3 separate regions of the Homo sapiens genome follow, and all the other regions are linked to region 3. Evidence: chromatin loops called from intact Hi-C (ENCODE). Cell type or tissue: endothelial cell of umbilical vein. All regions are shown on one strand. Links, peaks and the distances in the headings refer to the core of each region. The heading gives the core; the rest is flanking DNA.

Region 1 (2,500 bases), core at 1-2,500, 140 kb after region 3:
CTGGGGGTTGTTTGCCTGGAGCTGGTGGGGGAGAAGAATCCAAGCCGGTCCTCTGTGGGGGGTGTGTGTTGCAGGAGGCGGTGGGAGTGCCCCATCCTTGCTTGGTCCTGCTCGTCCGGGTGTGTTTTGTAGGGGGTCTCCGTCCTGCCTTCTGACGTCCCCAGAGGAGCAGTCGCTGAGATGCCACGGGCTGCCTCTTCTTCCTCCAGGGGCTAGTGCCCCCCCACCCCAGCTGAGGCCGCCTGAACCCTCCCATTCTTGAGAACCCCCTGCTCCTTCCAGCCCCCCCGGCCACCCTCCACCCCCCACAGAGCTCTCACCCCTCTTCACACACCGGGGTGGCTGTTATAGCCTTTGGCAACAAGGGCCTTGGCAACGGGCTTCCCACTTGGGGGAAGCCACATTGCTGCCATGGCAACAGAGGCCGAGGCCGAGTTTAGCGGCAGTCCAGGCGTGCACCTGTGGGAAGGGCTGGCGGGGGGCAGGTGGGAGGCAAGGGGGCCGGCGAGGGGGTTGGTCAGTGTGTTGTTGACCTGCCCTAAGACGGGAGGCGGGTTAGAGACAAGCGTCTCGGACCTGCGGGGGCAGGGTTTTTGCCCTGGTTCTCCTGGAGGCATTGGGCTCAGGGTACAAATAGTAACCCAAGGAGGCAGAGCAGGTGTTCAGGGACCTGAACGGGGGCCAACCAGGGGAGAGCAAGGAGGAGAAGACTCTCGCTCCCATCTCTGCCTTCAGCTCTCAAACCACAGCAGGGCTCAGAGCCCCGCCCGGGGGGACTCAGCTCTCACCCCACTGTGAGCAGCTGCAGGAAGATGCTGCGGAATCCCGGTGTGGGGCCAGGGTCTTTGCCGCTGCCTGTCCCCGCGCCACCTCCCTCTTTGCTCCCTGTCCCTGTGCCCTGTCCTTGTCGCGTGACCACCATGACTGGTTTCCGTGTCCGTCGATTTTCCGATTCCTTTGGTGCTGGCAGGTGCCTTCTCTCGGGAGACAGATCACGGGCGTCACGCACAGATGCCCCCGCCTGGCGCTCCGGGGCTTCGGGGCAGAACTTGACTTGGTGGCTGTGCGTCTTGCTTGGTGGCTCACGAGGGACTCACTTGGCTTGAGGACCTTGAAATCCAGAGATGCTAGAGTGACTGCCCCCTAAAGTGCTTGTGGCCCCCAGGGTTGATGTTTACACCATCGACTAGAAGCCACGCAAGGCAGGAGTAGGGAGCACTTGTCCAGCCTGGGGATCGTCCGGGCAAAGGTCCCATCCGCGGCACCTGCCTTCCCTCCTCAGGGAGCGTTTCTGCCCTTTCTGCTGGGTCACCGGCCCCACCTAGTGGACTCTGCAGGGATTGCTGTTTACACGGGGTGCCTGGAGGGAGCTGACGCCTCTTCCTGAGTACTTGGGGATGTTTTGGTTAAAAACACTATTAATAAAAGACCGAGGTTTCTGCGGCTTGGCTGTGCTTATTTGGCCAAACAGGTCCCCTCCCCTACCAGGCTTCCTGCTGGGGCCTTGGGAACAGGGGGGACTTCTGGACCAAATCAGACAATTGTTGTAGATATTCAGATATCTGGCTTCTGGCACCGCCTTATCGCTGGGCCTTCCACGCCCAAATATGCAGCCAACGGGAAGCCCAAGGTTGAGTCTTTGTGTTAGTCAGTGTTCTCTAGAGAAACAAAACCAACAGGGTGTGTGCGTTATCTGTATCTATATCTACATACGAAGAAAAGTATTAGAAGGAATTGATTCAGGTGATTATGGAGGCTTAGAGGTCCTAATCTCTGCAGTCAATAGCTGGAGACCCAGGACAGCCAATATTGGTTCCAGTCCAAGTCCAAAGGCCTGAGAGCTAGGAGAGCCAGGGATGTAAATTCCAGCTCATAAGCCAGTGGACTCGAGGCTCAGGAAGAGCCAGTGTTTCAGTCCGAGTCTGGAGGCTGGAGGAGGCCAACATCCCAGCTCACGCTCAGGTAGTCAGGCGAGAGGAGCTTCCTCTTATTCTGCCTTTTTGTTAATTCAGGTGTTCAGTGGATTGGATGAGGCCCACCTACACTGGGGAGGAGTCTTTTTACTCAGTCCACCAATACACATATCAACCTCATCCCAAATGCCTCACAAATATGTCCGGATTAATGTTTGGACAAGTATCTGGACACCTTGTGGCCTAGTCAGGTTGGCCTAGAAAATGAAGTGTCATACTATTATTCCTTCAGCCACCCAGGATGGAAAGCAGATAAGCTTTGCGCAGATGAAAATCTATTACTCTCAGGCTGGGCGCGGTGGCTCACGCCTGGAATCCCAGCACTCTGGGAGACTGAGGCAGCCAGATTACCTGAGGTCAGGAGTTTGAGACTAGCCTGGCCAACATGGTGAAACCCTGTCTCTACTAAAAATACAAAAATTAGCCGGGCGTGGTGGCACATGCCTGTAATCCCAGCTACTCAGGAGGCTGAGGCGGGAGAATCACTTGAACCTGGGAGGTGGAAGTTGCAGCGAGCCGAGATCTTG
Region 2 (2,500 bases), core at 1-2,500, 380 kb before region 3:
TTCTCCTGTGACGCACCCCCAGGCCTGAAGGGGCACCTCTTGAGGAGGCATGGCCCCTGGAGCCAGTGAGAGGGCAGGGGTGTCCCCTGGTCCTGCTCCCGTCTTTCCAACCTGGGTGGGGTGTCTTTCAGCCATCTGTGAGGGGCCGGACGCCTGCCAGAAAGACGAGGTGTGTGTGAAGCCGGGCCTCTGTCGATGCAAGCCTGGATTCTTTGGGGCCCACTGCAGCTCCCGTGAGTCTCAAGGGCCAGATGAAGTTGCTGGGCAGAGCTGGGTACGGGGGCAGTGGTGTGGGAGCAGGCGAGGCAGGTAGCCATGCAGCCTCAGGACAGCAGGGCCAGAATCCCCCCCAGCTTCACTGAGGAATTGCGGTCCAGAGACAGGAAGTGACACACACTCCCGGGAGATGACCTGAGTCACCGGGTTTTTACCCACATCCACAAAGCACTGCCCACCTGAGCATCTTCCTCTTCCACTTCTCAGAAAACCTGTGATTCCCCTTCATTGTAAAATGAGTGTATTACTTGCCTTTCCCACATATACCTTATACATGGGCAGTGGATGGAAGGGGGCCCCTGGCTGGGCTCTCTGCCCTCTCTGGCAGAAAGAGAGGGAAGGGAAAGGGGTTGGGAAGCAGGAGAGCCAGAGGGTGGGCATCAGGAATCAAGGAATCACTAGGGGAAAGGTGGCTTCTCCCGACACCCTGGCGGGCAGTATCCAGGCCTGAGATCAGGAGAAAGCCAGCTCTCCTCCAGCCCAGCAGAGATCCATCTCGGCAGGGAGGAGCAGGCATGGAGGAAGGCCCACCAACCTCGGTGCCACGCTCTGGGCAAGTCCCCTGCCCACTCAGGATCTCTGAGTGTGTTCTGGAATGTGAAGTGGCAGGCTGAGCCTCCCACTAATGGCTAAGGGTTTTCTGTAGGTCAGAGCGGAGCAGGAAGTGAGTGTTGCCCAGGACAGGCTGCCGGATGTTCTGAGGGTCTGTCCCCGGCTCTTGGAGGATGGGCCCAGCGCCCCTTTTCCTTGAGGAAGGGGACGCAGGGTAAGGGTCTGCGCGCGGCCCTGAGCCCGCTGACCCCTCCCGTCCCCACCCCCGCAGGCTGCCCGGGCCAGTACTGGGGCCCCGACTGCCGTGAGAGCTGCCCCTGCCACCCGCACGGCCAGTGCGAGCCAGCCACGGGCGCGTGCCAGTGCCAGGCCGACCGCTGGGGAGCCCGCTGCGAGTTCCCGTGCGCCTGCGGCCCCCACGGGCGCTGCGACCCCGCGACCGGCGTGTGCCACTGCGAACCCGGCTGGTGGTCGTCCACGTGCCGCCGCCCGTGCCAGTGCAACACCGCGGCGGCGCGCTGCGAGCAGGCCACGGGCGCCTGCGTGTGCAAGCCGGGCTGGTGGGGGCGCCGCTGCAGCTTCCGCTGCAACTGCCACGGCTCCCCGTGCGAGCAGGACTCCGGCCGCTGCGCCTGCCGGCCGGGCTGGTGGGGTCCCGAATGCCAGCAGCAGTGCGAGTGTGTGCGGGGCCGCTGCAGCGCCGCCTCCGGCGAGTGCACCTGCCCGCCCGGCTTCCGCGGAGCGCGCTGCGAGCTGCCCTGCCCGGCAGGCAGCCACGGGGTGCAGTGCGCACACAGGTGAGCGGGCGGGGCGGGGACAGGTGGGCTGGCGGGGCGGGGGCGGACACAAGTGAGCAGGCGGGGCGGGGCGGAGACAGGGGGGCGGGGCGGAGACAGGGGGCGGGGCGAAGACAGGTGGGCGGGGCGGACACCGGTGGGCGGGGCGGACACCGGTGGGCGGGGCGGGCACCGGTGGGCGGGGCGGACACCGGTGGGCGGGGAGGGGGCGGGGTGGAAACTGGTGAGCGGGCAGGGTGGGGGCGGGGCGGGCACAGGTGAGCGGTCGGGGGAGGGGGCGGAGGCGGACACAGGTGAGCGAGGCTGCGCGGAGACCTGTGAGCGGGCGGGGCGGAGCGGAGACAGGTGGCCGCGGCGGGGCGCCGGGAGGAGGGGTCAGGGCTTCGCGGTGCTCCTCTCAAAAAACATACAAAGCAGAGGAACGAGAAAGGGGAAAAGTCGGATAGGTGGGGTGGCTCACACCTGTAATCCCAGCACTTTGGGAGGCTGAGGCGGGTGCATCACCTGAGGTCAGGAGTTCGAGACCATCCTGGCCAACATGCTGAAACCTCGTCTCTACTAAAAACACAAAAATTAGCCGGGCTGCGCCTGTAGTCCCAGGTATTCGGTAGGCTGAGACAGGAGAATCGCTTGAGCCCTGGAGGCGGAGGTTGCAGTGAGCCGAGGTCGCACCACTGCACTCCAGCCTGGGCCAGAGAGCAAGACTCCGTCTCAAACAAAACAAAACAAAAACTTTTAAAAACGCTTTGTTGCCCCAGGTCCAGCCTCACCTGCTCATTTCATTGATTACTGCTGTGCAAAATATACTAGCACTGCTAGCAAGCCATATGTAGGTAATAAGTGGATCGAGTCCAACAATGATAGACTGGGTTAAG
Region 3 (5,308 bases), core at 1,177-3,676:
CACATGAATGATTCCATGAGCAGGAAATAAATCTTCATGTTTAAGCCACTGAGATTTGGGGATTTATCCATTACAGTACCTAAAGTCACCTTAAACTAATACTCTTTCTTTTTTTTTTTTTTTTTTTTTTGAGTCGGCGTCTTGCTCTGTGGCCCAGGCTGGAGTGCAGTGTCGAGATCCCGGTTCACTGCAACCTCCGCCTCCCGGGTTCAAGTGATTCTCCTGCCTCAGCTTCCTGAGTAACTGGGATTACAGTCATACGCTACCACACCTGGCTCATTTTTGTATTTTTAGGAGGGACAGGGTTTCACCATGTTGGTCAAGCTGGTCTCGAACTCCTGACCTCGTGATCCTCCCACCTCGGCCTCCCAAAGTGCTGGGATTATAGGCATGAGCCACTGCGCCCGGCCTAATACTCTTTCATACAGAATTTTTTTTCCCCCAGGCTGGATTGTAATGGCGTGATCTCGGTCACTGCAACCTCCACCTCCCCGGTTCAAGCGATTCTCCTGCCTCAGCCTCCCAAGTAGCTGGGACTACAGGCGTATGCCACCATGCCCAGCTAATTTTTGTATTTTTGGTAGAGATGGGTTTTCACCATGTTGCCCAGGCTGGTCTCAAACTCCTGACCTCAAGTGATCTGCCTGCCTCAGCCTCCCAAAGTGCTGGGACTACAGGCGTGAGCCACCTCACCCAGCCTCATATAGAACTTTAGAGAGAATTTTTAAAGCACTTTCATAAACTCCCTTTAAATTGGATCCTCCTAACTCCTTGTGAGGTAGATAGGGCAGAATGCTCTTTTATCAGTGAGGAGAACTGAGGCTCAGAGAGGCTAAGACGCTTGCTCAACGTCACACAGCTCATGGGTGGAGCAGGAAGACAGCGAAGCAGGTGGTAGGATAACCTAGTCCAAGCAGGTTAAGCTTGGAGGACAGAGACGAGGTGTATGATTCCTGAACCCACTACTTATTAATCAAGGGAACTTGGGCAAGTCGATCACTTCTCTTTTCATTTCTCCATCTGCAAAATGGGAACCGTAAGGACTAACTTTCAGAGCTGCCTGGGGAGGTTCGGGAGAGAATATATATACACACAAGATTCCTGGCACCCAATAGGCATTCAGTAACTATTTGGAGAGTTGATACAGCGTTTAGCACAGCTGGGCACACAGTCTCTCCATTGCCTTAGCCATGCGTATTATTACGTTTATATTTTATTTACATAGGAACATGTTACGGTTGATCACGCTCCAGACTGTCATTTCAACAAGGCCCTGAGAACTTGGGAGCCCCTCAGGCCTCCTGGAACCCGTCCGGGCTCCCCCAGACATGCCCAGCCCCCGCGCAGCATGCGGCCCGCCCCCCCCATAAATCAGGCCCCGCGACCTGTAATTAACAAGCCGCGGTCCCCATCCCAGGGGCTTCCTGCGCCCCCCCCCCGCCTCTCCAGGAGTGGGGCGGGGGCGGGGAGCTGGGGGGTCCCTCCACCGCCCCTGATTTATGGGCCTCTGTGTGAAGGAGATTTATGAGCTAAGACCGGGGCCGGGACGCGTCGGGAGGCGCCCCAGGGGAGGGACTCGGGGGTCGCCGCCGCCTGAATCCCGCCGCAAGTGGGGGTCGCGGGAGGGGCCGAGGCTGCGGACCCCGCTCCTGGCGCTTCCCTCGGCTCCAGCCTCCCAGGGTCGGGCTCTGAGCTGGGGCGCCCGCGTTGGGGGATTCTTCACGGTCCTTGTTATCCGTCGCCCCGTTTTCAGATGAGAAAACTGAGTCTCAGTAAGTTTCCCCTGACTGCAAAGCTTCCGTTCTCAATTACTTTATTTATTTAATTTTTTTTTTTTGAGGCGGAGTCTCGCTCGGTCTCCAGGCTGGAGTGCAGCGGCGCGATCTCGGCTCACTGCAAGCGCCGCCTCCCGGGTTCACGCCGTTCTCCTGCCTCAGCCTCCCCCGAGCAGCTGGGACTGCAGGCGCCCGTCACCACGCCGGGCTAATTTATTTTTGTATTTTATTTTTGTAGAGATGGGGGTGGGGTGGGTCTCATTTTGTGGGCCAGGCAGGTCTCGAACTCCGCCCGCCTCGCTTGGCAAAGCGCCGGGACTACAGGCTGAACCGCGTGCCCGGCGGGAACTGGGCTCCTCTCTTTGGCATCTCTCCCCACTCACTCCTTTTCTGTCCCTTTTGATCGGCTCCTCTTCTTCCGACAATCCCTTAAAGGTCAAATGTCTCCTTTCAGCTGCAGCTTCTCTCCCGACGTTCAGAGCCGTGTTCCCGTGTCCGGGTGACCGTTCCGCAGACATCTCCACCCAGTTCCCACACTCTGCTCCCTGGCTCCCCGGCTCCCCACCGGGGTGAACGAGCAAAGGAACAAAACCATCGCCCACCCTCCCACCGCCTCCCGCCATCATTGTGGCGGACTCAGAAGGGAACTTTTTATTCCTAGACTCCAAACCTTAGCAACTTTGGAAAGAGAAACGTGGGGCGTGAAGAACAAAAGTGGAACCCCGGCGCCCTCTTCTGGTCAGAAAGTGGAACTCCAGGCCGGGCGCGGTGGCTCACACCTGTAATCCCAGCACTTTGGGAGGCCTGGGCGGGCGGATCTCTTGAGGTCAGGAGTTCGAGACCAGCCTGGCCAACATGGCGAAATCCCGTCGCTACCAAAATACAAAAATTAGCCGGGCGTGGTGGCGGGCGCCTGTAATCCCAGCCACTTGGGAGGCTGAGCCAGGAGAATCGCTTGAACCTGGGAGGTGGAGGTTGCAGTGAGCCCAGATCACGTCACTGCACTCCAGCCTGGGCGACAGAGCAAGACTCCATCGTCTCAAAAAAAAAAGAAAAAAGTTGAACCCCATGAAGCGCTCAGTTCAGGCCTCTTGTTGGGCTAAGGCCCTGCTGCTTGGTGCTGTCCACCTGGGGCTGCCCCTGCAAAAGCTGAAGTTTTATGTCTTGTCATCTGTGCTGGGAGAGGAAGCTGCTCTTTTGCGCTGGTCAGGTTCTTCCTGCACTTCTCTTGGAGGACCTTCAGGTCTTCATCATGTACAACCCGCAGTTTCATTGCACGTAGCCCACCTCTCCTGTCTCAGAGGAAAAATTGATACCATCAGATGCGAACCCTCAGCTTCCTGCCTGGGCCCACAAAGAGATCTGTCTGCACCCATTTGCACGTCCTGCTGTCTGAAGATAACCCTGCTGCTGGGGCGGTGGGGGAAGCATCTCCACTCCCACCCTCACAGAAGGTACACTTTGAGCCGCTAGCTATTATTCCCTCTCTCCAGTTGCTTTTTGATCTTTCATGGGTTTTTGGGGGGTGTTTTTTTGTTTTTTGTTTTTGCTTTTTGAGACAGGGTCTTATTCTGTCACTGAGGCTGGGAGGCAGTAGCATAATCACAGCTCACTGCAGCCTCGACCTCCTGGGCTCAAGCAATCCTTCCACCTCAGCCTCCCGAGCAGCTGGGATTGCAGGCATGCGCCACCAAGCCCGGCTAATTTTTTGTATTTTCAGTAGAGATGGGATTTCACCATGTTGGCCAAGTTGGTCTCGAACTTCTGACCTCGTGATCCACCCACCTCCGCCTCCCAAAGTGCTGGGATTACAGACGTGAGTCGCCGCGACCGGCCACCCATTTTTTGTGCTTTAATGAACGTTATTTTTTAGAATGATTTTAGATGTACAGAAAAACTAGGCCGAGCGAGTGGCTCCTGCCTGTAATCTCAGCACTTTGGGAGCCTGAGGTGGGTGGATCACTGGAGGTCAGGAGTTTGAAACCAGCCTGGCGAACATGGTGAAACCCCGTCTTTACTAAAAATACAAAAAGTAGCCAGATGTGGTGGCACACACCTGTAATCCCAGCTACTTGGGAGGCTGAGGCAGGAGAATCGCATAAATCCAGGAGGTGGAGGTTGCAGTCAGTGGAGACTGTGTCATTGCAATCCAGCCTGGGGGACAAGAGTGAAACTTTGCCTCAAAAGAGAAAGAAAGAAAAAAAAAAGATGTACAGAAAAACTGAGAAGCGAATACCAAGAGTCCCCCATGTATCCTGAACCCATTTCCTTGTTATTAACATATCACATTACTGTAGTACATTTATTACAATTAACGAATCAATATTGTCATATCATTATTATTAAGAAACCCTGTCTCTACGAAAAATTAAAAAATTAGCTGGGGGTGGTGGTATGCATCTGTAGTCCCAGCTACTCAGGAGGTTGAGGTGGGAGGATCCCTTGAGCCCAGGAGTTTGAGGCTGCAGTAAGCAAAGATCACGTCACTGCACTCTAGCCTGGGCGACAAAGCGAGACCCAGTCTCTAAAAAGTAGAAATAGGCCGCACGCGGTGGCTCATGCCTGTAATCCCAGCACTTTGGGAGGCCGAGGCGGGTGGATCACCTGAGGTCAGGAGTTCAAGACCAGCCTGACCAACATGGCAAAAACCCGTCTCTGCTAAAAATACAAAATTCGCCGGGTTCGGTGGTGCATTCCTGTAATCCCAGCTACTTGGGAGGCTGAGGCAGGAGAATTGCTTGAACCTGGGAGGTGGAGGTTGCAGTGAGCCAAGATCGTGCCACTGCACTCCAGCCTGGATGACAGAGCAAGACTCCATCAAAAAAAAAAAAAAAAAAAGTAGAATTAAAAAAGGGGTTTCAGGCCTACAAGGAGTCAGAAAAATTTCCCTCATGTGCATGAAATTGAGGCAGGTGAACATGATCAAAGAGATCAGAACTGCCTCAGAGATAGGAGTCTGGCAGGTGAGGGAAAGGAAGAAGGAAGTGCTGGGCAGCCGGGGAAGCTTGGCGAGGGGTGGACTGGTGAGCATGGGGCGTCAGCCTTTGTCCCCCGACCCCCACCCGCACACATACAGCCGGATGGGCCCCGGCTCTGTGGCCTCCAACTCTCACCCTTGAAGCTGCTGCAGTGAGCGCCGGAGAAAGAAGCCAGGAAGGAAACTGCTCCCACCCAGCACCTCCACCCGCCAGGAGCTGGCCGGTGTGGTTTCCATTTCTGCTTGTTTTCCTGGCGTCCACCCTCCGTTCTCTCACTAAAGTGATCTCTCTTGGCCGGGTGCGGTGGCTCACGCCTGTAATCCCAGCAATTTTGGGAGGCTGAGGCGGGTGGATCACCTGAGGTCAGGAGTTCAAGACCAGCCTGACCAACATGGTGAAACCCCATATCTACTAAAAATACAAAAAGTAGCCGGGCATGGTGGTGGGCACCTGTAGCCCCAGCTACTCAGGAGGCTGAGGCAGGAGAATCGCTTGAACCCGGGAGGCGGAGCTTGCAGTGAGCTGAGATCGTGCCATTGCACTCCAGCCTGGGCG

The links. A loop is a pair of places that touch in the nucleus more often than their neighbours do. Peaks named below come from ENCODE experiments on the same cell type or tissue, not always from the same donor. Only the 100,000 strongest peaks of a DNase experiment are listed, where the experiment ranks them.
Region 1: a loop joins it to region 3, with 9 times the contacts of the local background. A loop is called at or near these places in 19 of 110 quality-filtered maps.
Region 2: a loop joins it to region 3, with 21 times the contacts of the local background. A loop is called at or near these places in 23 of 110 quality-filtered maps.

What each region holds. Positions count from the first base shown.
Region 1 is chr17:1,121,963-1,124,462 of GRCh38, reverse strand. All of the region lies in intron 2 of ABR (ABR activator of RhoGEF and GTPase), which reads left to right. Among named protein-coding and RNA genes, the nearest start is that of ABR, 57 kb to the left of the region's middle. RefSeq lists enhancers at 422-963, 964-1,506. In endothelial cell of umbilical vein, for the core only: a CTCF peak has its summit at 1,342 (motif pointing left); a DNase peak (open chromatin) is centred at 1,352; H3K27ac peaks cover 932 bases.
Region 2 is chr17:1,642,567-1,645,066 of GRCh38, reverse strand. It overlaps SCARF1 (scavenger receptor class F member 1), which reads left to right. Exons shown (of 11, transcript NM_003693.4): 3 at 132-233; 4 at 1,100-1,625. Among named protein-coding and RNA genes, the nearest start is that of SCARF1, 1.9 kb to the left of the region's middle. In endothelial cell of umbilical vein, for the core only: a CTCF peak has its summit at 1,465; a DNase peak (open chromatin) is centred at 406; H3K4me3 peaks cover 1,696 bases; H3K27ac peaks cover 1,311 bases.
Region 3 is chr17:1,256,481-1,261,788 of GRCh38, reverse strand. No RefSeq gene overlaps it. Among named protein-coding and RNA genes, the nearest start is that of BHLHA9, 11 kb to the left of the region's middle. In endothelial cell of umbilical vein, for the core only: a CTCF peak has its summit at 2,502 (motif pointing left); a DNase peak (open chromatin) is centred at 2,408; H3K4me3 peaks cover 1,040 bases.